2 separate regions of the Homo sapiens genome follow, and region 1 is linked to region 2. Evidence: chromatin loops called from intact Hi-C (ENCODE). Cell type or tissue: MCF 10A. All regions are shown on one strand. Each heading gives the region's core, and the rest is flanking DNA. Links, peaks and the distances in the headings are about the cores only.

Region 1 (5,384 bases), core at 323-5,322, 97 kb before region 2:
ACCTGAGAATATTTTGAAGTTACTAATGAGACCTCTATGTATATTTTAATGTGCAAAACTTGCATACTTACCCTTGCAGAAATGTAGAATGCTAGCTTATTGAGAAAACAAATGAAACACTTCACTCATGATAAATTCAACTGTGCAAAGTGCATATGCAGTGACAAATATTTCATAAATTATGAGCGTGGCAACAAAGATGGAGCAGGCTTAATTTTGATGTGGATTGACAGTTGAGAAGACCAGTAATTACTTAGATTGGTTTTTTTCTGCCTCTTTCTCCTGACTGATATATTTCTTATAAATTATAAGAGAAAGGTAATTTTTAAAAATAATAATTATATTGCTTACAGAATTTTCCTCCAAATGGTCATATAAAAATCTCCCTTGGCTGGGTGTGGTGGCTCACACCTATAATCCCAGCACTTTTGGAGGCCGAAGTAGGTGGATCACCTGAGGTCAGGAGATCGAGACCAGCCTGGCCAACGTGGTGAAATCTCATCTCTACTAAAAATACAAAAATTAGCTGGGCGTGGTTGCAGGTGCCTGTAATACCAGCTACTCAGGAGGCTGATGCTGGAGAATCGCTTGAACCCAGGAGGCGGAGGTTGCAGTGAGCTGAGATAGTGCCATTGCACTCCAGCGTGGGAGACAAGAGTGAAACTGTCTCAAAAAAAAAAAAAAAAAAACACTCCCCTAAGCTGCAGGCCAATATAGAGGTGGAGGTGCTTGGGGACCAAGCAATGATGAATTTGAGTCCATAAATATGCAGGGGAAGTCAGTGATGCTTTCTCCTCTAAGACAGATTCATGGTAGTAAAACTCTCAAGGTTAGGATGAACCGCCCACCTGAATCCAAATTCCACATTCCTCACATTGCACAACTCAATTTGAACCCTCTAAAACTCATTTTCATTATCTACAACATGTGCTTATATTCTTTTTCTCACAAGATGTTTGTTAATAGCAAATAGTAAGATGCATGGGAAAGTTCAGCATGAAGGTTAATTACTTTATTGTCCCATGGATATAACAGTGCTATGAATATAGTAGATACTTAATGAAGAGTTGTTTATTATTGCCTTTATCTCTTTCAATGGATATTCTGAAGCATTTTCTAATACTTGAATCAAACATTGGAGAAACTGGTATCAAGTTTTGAGGGGCAATAATAAAGGAGAGATTCCCTGAGTAGGATGCAGGTCTAAGTGCTTTGGGTCTAAGGGCCAATTTTAAGCCCTATGGTGAAGCTGCCCTTCCTACGTGCCCCATTGGGAACAAAAGTGGGGCAGGCTGAGGTTTCCTCATTTGTGTCTTACAGGATCCCATGGGGATAGGTTTTGGTCACAGCCAAAGGTCCTGCTTTGCCCACAGCCTATTAATTTAAATGTTAATCTCATCCAAAACACTCTCACTGACACACCCAGAATAATGTCTAATCCCATATCTGGGCTCTGTGGCCCAGCACATTTGACACATGCAGTTAACTATCACATTGAGCTTCTGGGGAACTCTTCTGTTTAGGCGATATTTTTCCGATACAATTGCTTCCTCTCCCAGTTCACTCCTTGACTCTCCGCCAGTGTCATTGGAGAACGGTGCACCAGCAAGAGGAACAGCAGTCACTCTGTTCCTCAGTGGACATGGGAGCAGTGCTGTCATTGCTCTTCAATGGCTGTTAGCACGTGCTGGTTCTCTTCTCCAAAGCATGCCACACTGCAAGGGTTCTGCTCAAATAACCATCGTGACTGCCAGCTGGGGCCTGGGACTCCAAGATTCTCCATTTACAGACAGGGAAAGTCACAGGGGAGTCAGGATGGCACAGGGATAGAAGCCAAATCTCTCATTGCTGGTCCACAGTTACTTCCTCTGCATCGGCCTTGACTTGGCATGAAATCACTGATGAGACTTCCACGACATGGATGAGGACTCCACTCCTTAGATTTGTCTGATGCAATAGAGAAGAACTAAATTCACCAAGTGTCAGCACTCCATTATCAATACAATTTGAAAAATTAATTCCAAAATCTGTACTATCCCTTTGTGTTCACTTTATGTGCTTGATACCTGAGGAAATACATCATTGACTAAAAAAAAAAAGGTTCTGCCCCCTCTCACTCCTTAAGAACAAGGTCTAGGTTGGTTGCAAAGAGTGAAGAAAGAACAAATACAGATACAAAGACAAACTAAAATTTAGTTACAGTTTAGATAACTAAAATCCTGTCTAGAAGTCTTGAGGAAGAGGGTCCCTGGGCCCATAGTTTGAATCAATGCAGTGATAGAATGTATTGGCCATTTAATCTGCAAACAGGAGTGAAGGATTAGTGTAATCAGGGTAATAGATCGATTTCAGTCTTTTCCTTCTTTAATTAACATCTGGTTATCTGTGAACAATAGCCACATAGTGCAAAGTACTTACTCTGCTTCTTCAAATTTGCCTCCTTTGCTGTCTGAAAATGGATTGATGTGACTAACATTCAGTTACTATGTGGTGTGCTGAAATAGTCATCTCAAGATTTTTTTTCTCCAAGATCATGATTAATGGGACAAATAACATCAAGTCCTGCCCTGGTTTGCCCACTGGCAACAGGAGCATGAGCAGTGCCCTTGCTTGTGGATGACGCACGACTCAGGCACCCAGAGCTGTGGCCCTGCTCGTGCTGCGAAGCCGAGGCCCTGGGCTGGGGCCAAATTTGGCCATGAGCATTTTCACTTTGGGAGATGTCAGGACAAGTTGGCAGGCAGAGGCCACAGTAGGAAGGCCGAGGATCTGATGGCCCAGGCCCCGCTGTTGAAGGGGCCACCAAGGGCTGATGGGCAGCATATGGTGAAGGTAGCAGGACCCAAGGTTTTAGTCCAGGGAGTTAGTTTAAGTCAAGAGGAAAGAAGAGGCATGGAGCCTGGAAGGCGAGTCTGTCCGGTAGCAGAAATGGCTTGATTTCATTTTACGACAGTTCTTAAAACTTTTGTTCTTACTACTTATTTTTTATTTGACAAGTAAAATTGTATATATTTATGGTGTACAAAACCATGTTTTGAAATATGTACACACTGTGGAAGTGCTAAATTCAGCTAATTAGCATATACGTTAGCTTACATAGTTGTCATTTATTTGTGGTGAAAGCTTTTCAAATCTACTCTGTCAGTAATGTTGGAGTGCACAGTATGTTGTTATTAAGTATAGTCACCATGCTGGACCATAGATCTCTTGCTGAATACTTTTGGCTCTTTCTACACAGTAAGCCCCACCTCACAAGGCAATCGCAGGCACACCACAGGCACCAAAGGAGTTCTGGGCCCAGAGGGCAAGATGGAGCTCAGTGCTAGGTGCCACTAGCTGCCAGGTTGGGGCCATCTCCTAAATTTTCAGAGTCTTGTTTCCTCATCTCCACAGCAGGAGTACCAAACTCCACTTCTAGGGCTGCTGAGAGGATTGAGCCAGAAAACAGCCAGGCCCTGGCACAGAGCTCAGTGTGTGGAGTCTGCTGAATCCACCATGTAACCGAATCTGCAGGCGATTCTCCAGGGGAGTGCCAGAAAAATGCTCAACACTTAGGGCTTAAGTCAAAGATGTAACAAATGAGGCTGGAAGGGAACATTCGTATCTTGTATCCATTTATCCAATGGGCTTGGATCCTTACACCACCCCACCAAGTCCTTGTTGTGACTTTATTTGAATGCTAGTGAGCTTGTCATCCCTCCTTCTCCTCTCCCTTCCTTTTAATTTTTTTTTCTTAGCTATTTATTAAACACTTACTACCTGCCAGACAGAGTTAGGCACAAGAGATATCATGGCAAGAGAAACAGAAGTGTACAAAGCCACAGGCACATTTGGAAGGAATGTTAATGTTGCGAGACTTTTCCTTAGCTCAATTAAAGACAGGGTCCTTGTCACACAGCCAGGAAAATTTAGGCTCGTAGATGATTTGAAGAGTGAGAAAAATGGGATTTATTGGGCAAAAAGGGAAAAAAGGGGTAACAGAGACTCTTAGTGAAGCAAGAGAGTGTGCTTTTTGCCTGTGCGCTTCCCACCTCACAGATTGAATCCCAGGTTCCACCCAGGAAGAGGAGGGGCCAGGCTTCTCCCTGCTGCAAACAGCACAGAACTTCTGTGGCTCCACTCTAGTGCACAGACTGGTTGGAGTTTCTCTGGGGGCCCCTTCCCACCTGGCTGTCTCATTTAAGGGATGCATTGTCTCTGGAAGAGGGCTTGAGTCAGCTGAGGTAGTGAGCGCTGGGCAGCTGAGATGAGCTGGGTGTGGGTGGGGCTTGGATGTGATGCCAGACTGCAGTGAGCCCAGAGCTTGAATCCCCACTCATGCTGAAGCCCAGCAGTTCCTGACGTAGAGATGCTGGCTATTTGGAGAAGGCTCTGGGTGTCAGGTAGAAAAATATGTTTAGCATGCTCTTTAAGGGGAATTCCCTGGTCTCTTGATGTGGATTCATGCGCCTGGTTGAAAGTGGCCCAACTTAGAAGTAAGTCTGGGACAGAAGCCAAGTGCAGGAATTCTGCTCCCAAGGACTTTTTAATCTGCTTGATTCTGCCTCTTCCCACCTGGGGTCAAGCACACACCCTTTGTTTCCATGGAGGGGCACTCTCTGTCAGGGTGGGATGGTGGCAGCAGGCTGACTCTGTCCCTCACTGCTCACTCTCCAGCTCAAGGACACCAAGTCCTGGTCCTGGACTCAGTGGCTCTGCTGCCACCTCGGACGGACAGATGCAAACTTATAATCCTTCCGTGACCTTCGCATTTTCTTTGTTGGTGTTTTTATTGCAGATGAGCTCGGCCTTCTTTCTGTGTCAGTCAAGGAGGTGTCTGTCTTCATGTCTGAGCATCCATCAAGGCCCCATTCCATCCACTTCCTCTCTGTGTCCTATCTGCTGACATGCTTTCTTTCACATGTGATCATGAGTTCCTCCCAACTGGGGTGCAGACTTTGCTGTGTTCACTGTTGTACTCCCAGCACTTAGGATAAAGGCAGCTGGCACATTGTAGGAACTGTGTAAATATTTGCTGAGCTAGTGAAGCACTCTGGCTCATAGCTGCCAGCCTGAGACCCATGGTACCCTGGTGACTGGGCTCATCCATCTTTACATCGTCTTCCTCTTCTGCAGTGAATGCAAAATGGTCTCTGCTCACACACCCTTAAAGTCTAGGGAGGCAGAAAAACATGAACACATCATGGTGAAGAATAAGTGGCAGGAGGGATCCTCAGAGCCGAGGAGGCATTGAGCTGAGTCTTCCTGGAGTCTGGGCTCCGGGAGGGGACTTGCTCTCCCAATAGATTTGCATGCTCTCCATCAGAAATAGGATGAGGGATTACCTTTCCTTACCACTGATTCATTTCAGAAAATACCTTTGTCATTTATTTTCTCAACAAATG
Region 2 (5,384 bases), core at 273-5,272:
GCAATTTAAAAGCTCCGAAATAAAGGAATCTCTAGTGATTTCACTGGAGATTGGAAGTAAATATTTAAAGAACAATTAACACTAAGTTTACATAATTTCTTACATAAAATAGAAGTACTGGACATTCTAGCTACTGAAGTAAGGCAAGTAAAATAAATAAAAGCCATAGAGATTGGAAAGAAGAAACAGAACTATTCTTGTTTGCAGATGACATCATTATCTTCACAGAACATCCCAAAATATTCTACAAACAACCCTACTAGAATTAATAAGTGAGTTCAGCAAGGTCGCAGGAAAAAGTGTCCACATAGAAAAATAAATTGCATGAACATGAACAAACAATAAATATGTGGGGAAAAATTAAAATATAATACCAATTATAATCATTTCAAAGAAAATTAATACTTTGGCATAAACATATCAAAACCTGTATAAGGTTTCTATTCTGAAAATTACAAAATTATGAAGAAGGAAATTAAAGCCACCTAAATAAGTGTAGATGTGTGCCATGTTCATGAATTGGAATATTAACATACTAAATATATCACTGATCCTAATGCAATCTACAGGGTTAATTAAGTCCCTGTTAAAATTCCAGGATACTTTTGTGTAGACTTAGATATAAAACAGTAAACACTATTTTGAATAAAAATAGAGTCAGAGAATTGCTCTACCCAGTATTAACGTCAATTCCTATCTAAACTTGCAATAATCAATATCAGTTGCTATCGGCAGGGGCCTAAGTTTCCACTATATGCAAAAATTTTCTCTAAATGGAACCCAGACTTAAATTCAAAGCTAACACTATCACACTTTCACAAAACAGAAATAGAAAAAAACTTCAGAATCTAGGGCTAAGCAGAGTTAATCAACTTGACACCAAAAGCGTTATCCATAAAAGAAAAGTTGATCAGTTGGACCTCATCAAAATTAAAAACTTTTGCTCTGTGAAACACTGTTGCAAACTACGTATCTGACAAAGGACTAGTATCTAGAATACATAAAGAACTCTCAAAACTCAGCAGTAAACAAAACACAACGAAACCAAACAAAAACCAATCCAATTAGAAAATTTTTAAATGACAGCTTTCACCAAAGAGGATATACAGATGGCAAATAAGCATGTGAAAAGATACTCAACATTATTAAACAACAGGGAAATGCAAATTAAAATAACCATTAGATGTTGCTGCATGCCCTTAAGAATGACTAAAATAAACACTGAAAGTATCAAACGCAGGCCAGGATGTAGAGAAAATGGGTCACTCATGTATATTGCTGGTGGGAATGTAAGATTTTATAGCTACCCTGAAAAGACTGTAAAACTTATAAAACTATCCAGGCAGCTTTGTAAAAGGAATACATGCTATCTTAGTATTATTTCTTACATCTGCCTTTAAATCTATGATTATCTCAAGAAAAAAGTTAATTAAAAAATATAAGTCCCATGTTACATGTCCACCTTTCTCCCTTCCCTATGGTAACACTCAGGCTGGGGAGAACCTGGGAAGAGTCTAGGTTCTGCTGACCACATTTATTTAATTGACTGGCCGCAACTTGCTGGATAGTTTCCAATTTGTATTTTTACCAGCCTCGAAAGCAATTTTTGAAAAACAGATGAGCAGATCCCTCCCATCTGCCCATCTGACCTATTAATACACAGTGTGAAGGCAGATCCTTTTCTTCTCCTACTTTTCCCTGCCTCAAATCTACTTTTTCCCACTTTCTGCTGACTGCTTTAGTGCTTTCCTGTCTTAGGCCAGCTAGTGTGCCTATAAAGAAATACCTGAGGCTGGGTAATTTATAAAGAAAAGAAGTTTATTTGTCTCACAGTTCTGCAGACTGTACAAGAAGAAGGGCACTGGCATCTGCCTCTGCTGCGGGCCTCAGGCTGCTTCCGAAGGGGAAGTGCAGCTGAAGTGTCCAGAGATCACAGGGTGGGAAAGAAAGCAAGAGGGAGGGGGTGGGGTGCCAGGCTCTTGTTAACAGCCAGCTCTCTCCAGTACTAATAGGCAAGAACTCACCCACCCCAAGAGAGTATTAATCCATTCACGAGGGATCCTCCCTCACGACCAAAATATCTCTCATTAGGCCACACCTCCAACACCGGGGATCCAATTTTAACATGAGATCTGGAGGGACAAACATCCAAACTGTAGCATTTTCTTAATGCCAGAGTCCTGGCTCTGCATACTGGGATCTTCTTAGGAAATCATCTCTCGTCTCTGCTTTCCATCATATTTCAAACTGGAAGGGACTTCTTTCCCTAGGAGAATGGGAATGATGATGTGTTATTTTTCTATTTTTCAGATTTGAGGCATTGAGCTCTTTCATAGGGTAGAATGTGTGTGGTTCTAACATTAGATCTTTGACTATAAGATATGCCAACTTCTGGAACATCTGCTGTGACCCATTTACTTCAATAAACCCAAACTCAGAGCACTTGGCCATCAGCCCTGATGGTATTCCCCATCTCACCTCCTCAGCCCGCCAAACTCCTCCCTTTCTCTCAAGGCGCATGCACTGTTCACCCTTATTTGGGGTCAGTTTGCCTGGTTCCTCCTCTCTGCTTTGTTCATGCAATTCCCCCTCCTGATACATCCTTAACTGCTTCCTTGTATGTGTGCATTTTCACCATTCAGCTTTAATGTTCTTTGTGCCATGAGGATTTTTACTAGTATTTCCTCTAAAATTCATAACATTAATCTATGCCTGTCTTGTGGCCTCCCTGCTCCCTTAGATATGGCATCTCTAATTTGTATTGAAATTATTCATATACAGTCTGACCTTTTCTGCCAAGTATCTCCAGTAAACTGGCAGAATGCCTAGTATACAGTATGAGCTCAATACATACCTGCTCACTGAATCATGACATGAATTCATTACAAAGAAAAAAAAATGTCCTTTGGAATAAGTGGTCCTAATTTTCAGATTGTAACAACGTACTAAAATGAAAAATACAATCTAAGTTTTCCTGCTTTTTGTTGAGTATTAAAGCACAGTGAATTTTATAAGAATGTATCGTATTATGTACTTTTAACTTTAAAAAACCTTGGACATCTCTCTAATGTGTTTAGTAAACTAATATGTATATATCATTATTATTAACTAAAATCCATACTTTATCCAGATTTCTGTATTTTTTTCTAATGTCTTTTTTCTAGTCCAAGATCTCATCCACATTACATTTAGACAGCATGTTTCTTTAGTCTATCTTTGGCTGTGACAGTTTCTCAGATCTTCCATGTCTTTGATGAACTTGGCATTTGTGGGGAGTATGGTCAGGTATTTTCTAGAATGTCCCTCCATTGGGATTTGTCTGATTTTTTCTCATGATTAGACTGGGATTAAGGATTATCAGAAGGAAGACCACAGAGATTAAGTGACATTCTCATGCCATAATTCCAAGGACACATACTATCAACATGATTTATTACTGTTGATGTTGGCCTTGATCAACTGGTTGAGATACAGTTTGTTAGGTTTCTTTTTTTTTTTAATGACCATTACCTTAAATATTGAGGACTTATTGAGTTTACAGATTGAAAATAATGTCTAAATATAAGACCTATTGGAGCACCTTATGTTGCTTTTAGATAATTATTCTGGGGAGGATAACTTCAAATTTCCAAGATTCTGTTCTTGCTTCTCTTCTTCTTTCATTCTTCCTACCTGTGGGCTAGTTCAGTTACAATTGCACCTTCCTCAGACACCACTGTGCAGGTGACTCCTCAATGTACAGCTCTAGCAAATGTCCATAGTTTCAAACCTATATTTTGAATATCATCAAATTGTCATTAGCACCTCAAATTTATCATGTCAAAAAATTGTACTTTTTATTTCTACACACACACATGCACACACATGTACACACACACACTTACACACACACATGCAGAGGGGCATATGCGGCTTCTCCTGTTTCCGTCACCTAATTCCATGGTCTCATTACCTACCTCATCGGTCTCTCTGAACACCTTGGTTCCCTTCTTAAGCCTTTCTAAACATAAATTTAAACAGCATATTAACCTACCTTTTAATCCTTTTAGAGAAAAAGAAATTTTTTGACTGATTAGAGATATAGCAAAAATAGTTCTGCCTTTGTAATTATGTTCAGACAACTTATACTAAAATATAGGAAAATTTGAATTAATTCATTTTTTCCATAAAGCTGTTTTATAAAGAATAGATTTTAAAATAAAATAGATTCCAAAAATTCCTTCATTTTAATTTTTTAAAACTTCCGTTGAAATCCATGCCATTCTGCCTTTTTTTTTTAATGCTACCTAAATATTATGACAGATGCTTAAGGAACTGAAGCATTCTTTTAACATTTATTTTCCTAAGTAAAACACTCTTAGAAAATAAATTTAAAAGCTCATTTCTCTTATTGTTAAAAAAAAACTAAGGTTTTTTTTTCTAAGTTAAACTTTTGTAAACATTTGAAGACATCAAAGTCACTGGCAAGTTTAGCTTAAACATGGAATATAAATTCTCCCCCTTAATATATCACGTGTGACATCACCCACCCCCACCCTGGCACATCCCATGAAAAGAGACCACAAAATATTCTAACTTCACATCTGAGTATGTGTGGATGCATTTCTTTCTTTCATAAGGAGATAAACATTCATGTTTAGATTGAGCACACCTAAGTTATTTAGCTTTTTTTTTAGTTGCTTGGACACAGTGTGTCAACATCCCCTCATCTTGCACAAATATTTGCCAGGGCACTTGCCACTCTGTTCCCCAGCCTCACCCTCCACTTAGTGCCTACTCATTCCTTGAATCTGGACTTAAAAGGAAGCCTCCATAACCTTCCAGACTGGATCAGGCCCCTCTGTTGAATGTTTTCATGACAAATCTGCACTTTTCCTTTGTGGGACTTTGTTGTTATAAGAGCTAGTGGGAATTGGATTTATGTCTGTCTTGTGCAGATGAAAAGCTGCACAGGGGCAGAAGCCATGTCTGTGTGTGTTCTTGATCCTAATCTCCATTGAACACTCATCCCACAAGTGGTGTTGGGCATCTGGTGATGCCAGGTGGTCTGTCAGGTCCTGAGGATGGAGAAATGAGAGAGAGACAGTCTGAGCAAAGAGGGCTACGTCAGTTCCCCTGGGTTTTGAATACAATGGAGACAGGGCACTGGACAGGTGTCAGGTGTCCCCAGGGTTGGTAAGAAAAGCCTCTGAGAAGGGAGGACTTATTTGAGCTGTCTTGAGAAAGGGGTCAACATTCAGGAGGCTGGAGGAAGGGGCTTCCAATGAGGTCAGGTAGAGAGGAGAGTTGAAATTGTCTGGTGCAATTGAGGTTCACACCTCCTTAGAAGCCCTCAATTCCCCACCCTGACCCTACCAGACACACAGTATAAAACAGTGACGTTT

What was found. A loop is a pair of places that touch in the nucleus more often than their neighbours do. Peaks named below come from ENCODE experiments on the same cell type or tissue, not always from the same donor. Only the 100,000 strongest peaks of a DNase experiment are listed, where the experiment ranks them.
Region 1: a loop joins it to region 2, with 2.0 times the contacts of the local background. A loop is called at or near these places in 1 of 110 quality-filtered maps.

The regions. Positions count from the first base shown.
Region 1 is chr7:46,158,450-46,163,833 of GRCh38, forward strand. No RefSeq gene overlaps it. Among named protein-coding and RNA genes, the nearest start is that of IGFBP3, 240 kb to the left of the region's middle. In MCF 10A, for the core only: no CTCF peak of the experiment used is centred there; a DNase peak (open chromatin) is centred at 2,622.
Region 2 is chr7:46,255,435-46,260,818 of GRCh38, forward strand. No RefSeq gene overlaps it. Among named protein-coding and RNA genes, the nearest start is that of IGFBP3, 340 kb to the left of the region's middle. In MCF 10A, for the core only: no CTCF peak of the experiment used is centred there; a DNase peak (open chromatin) is centred at 2,817.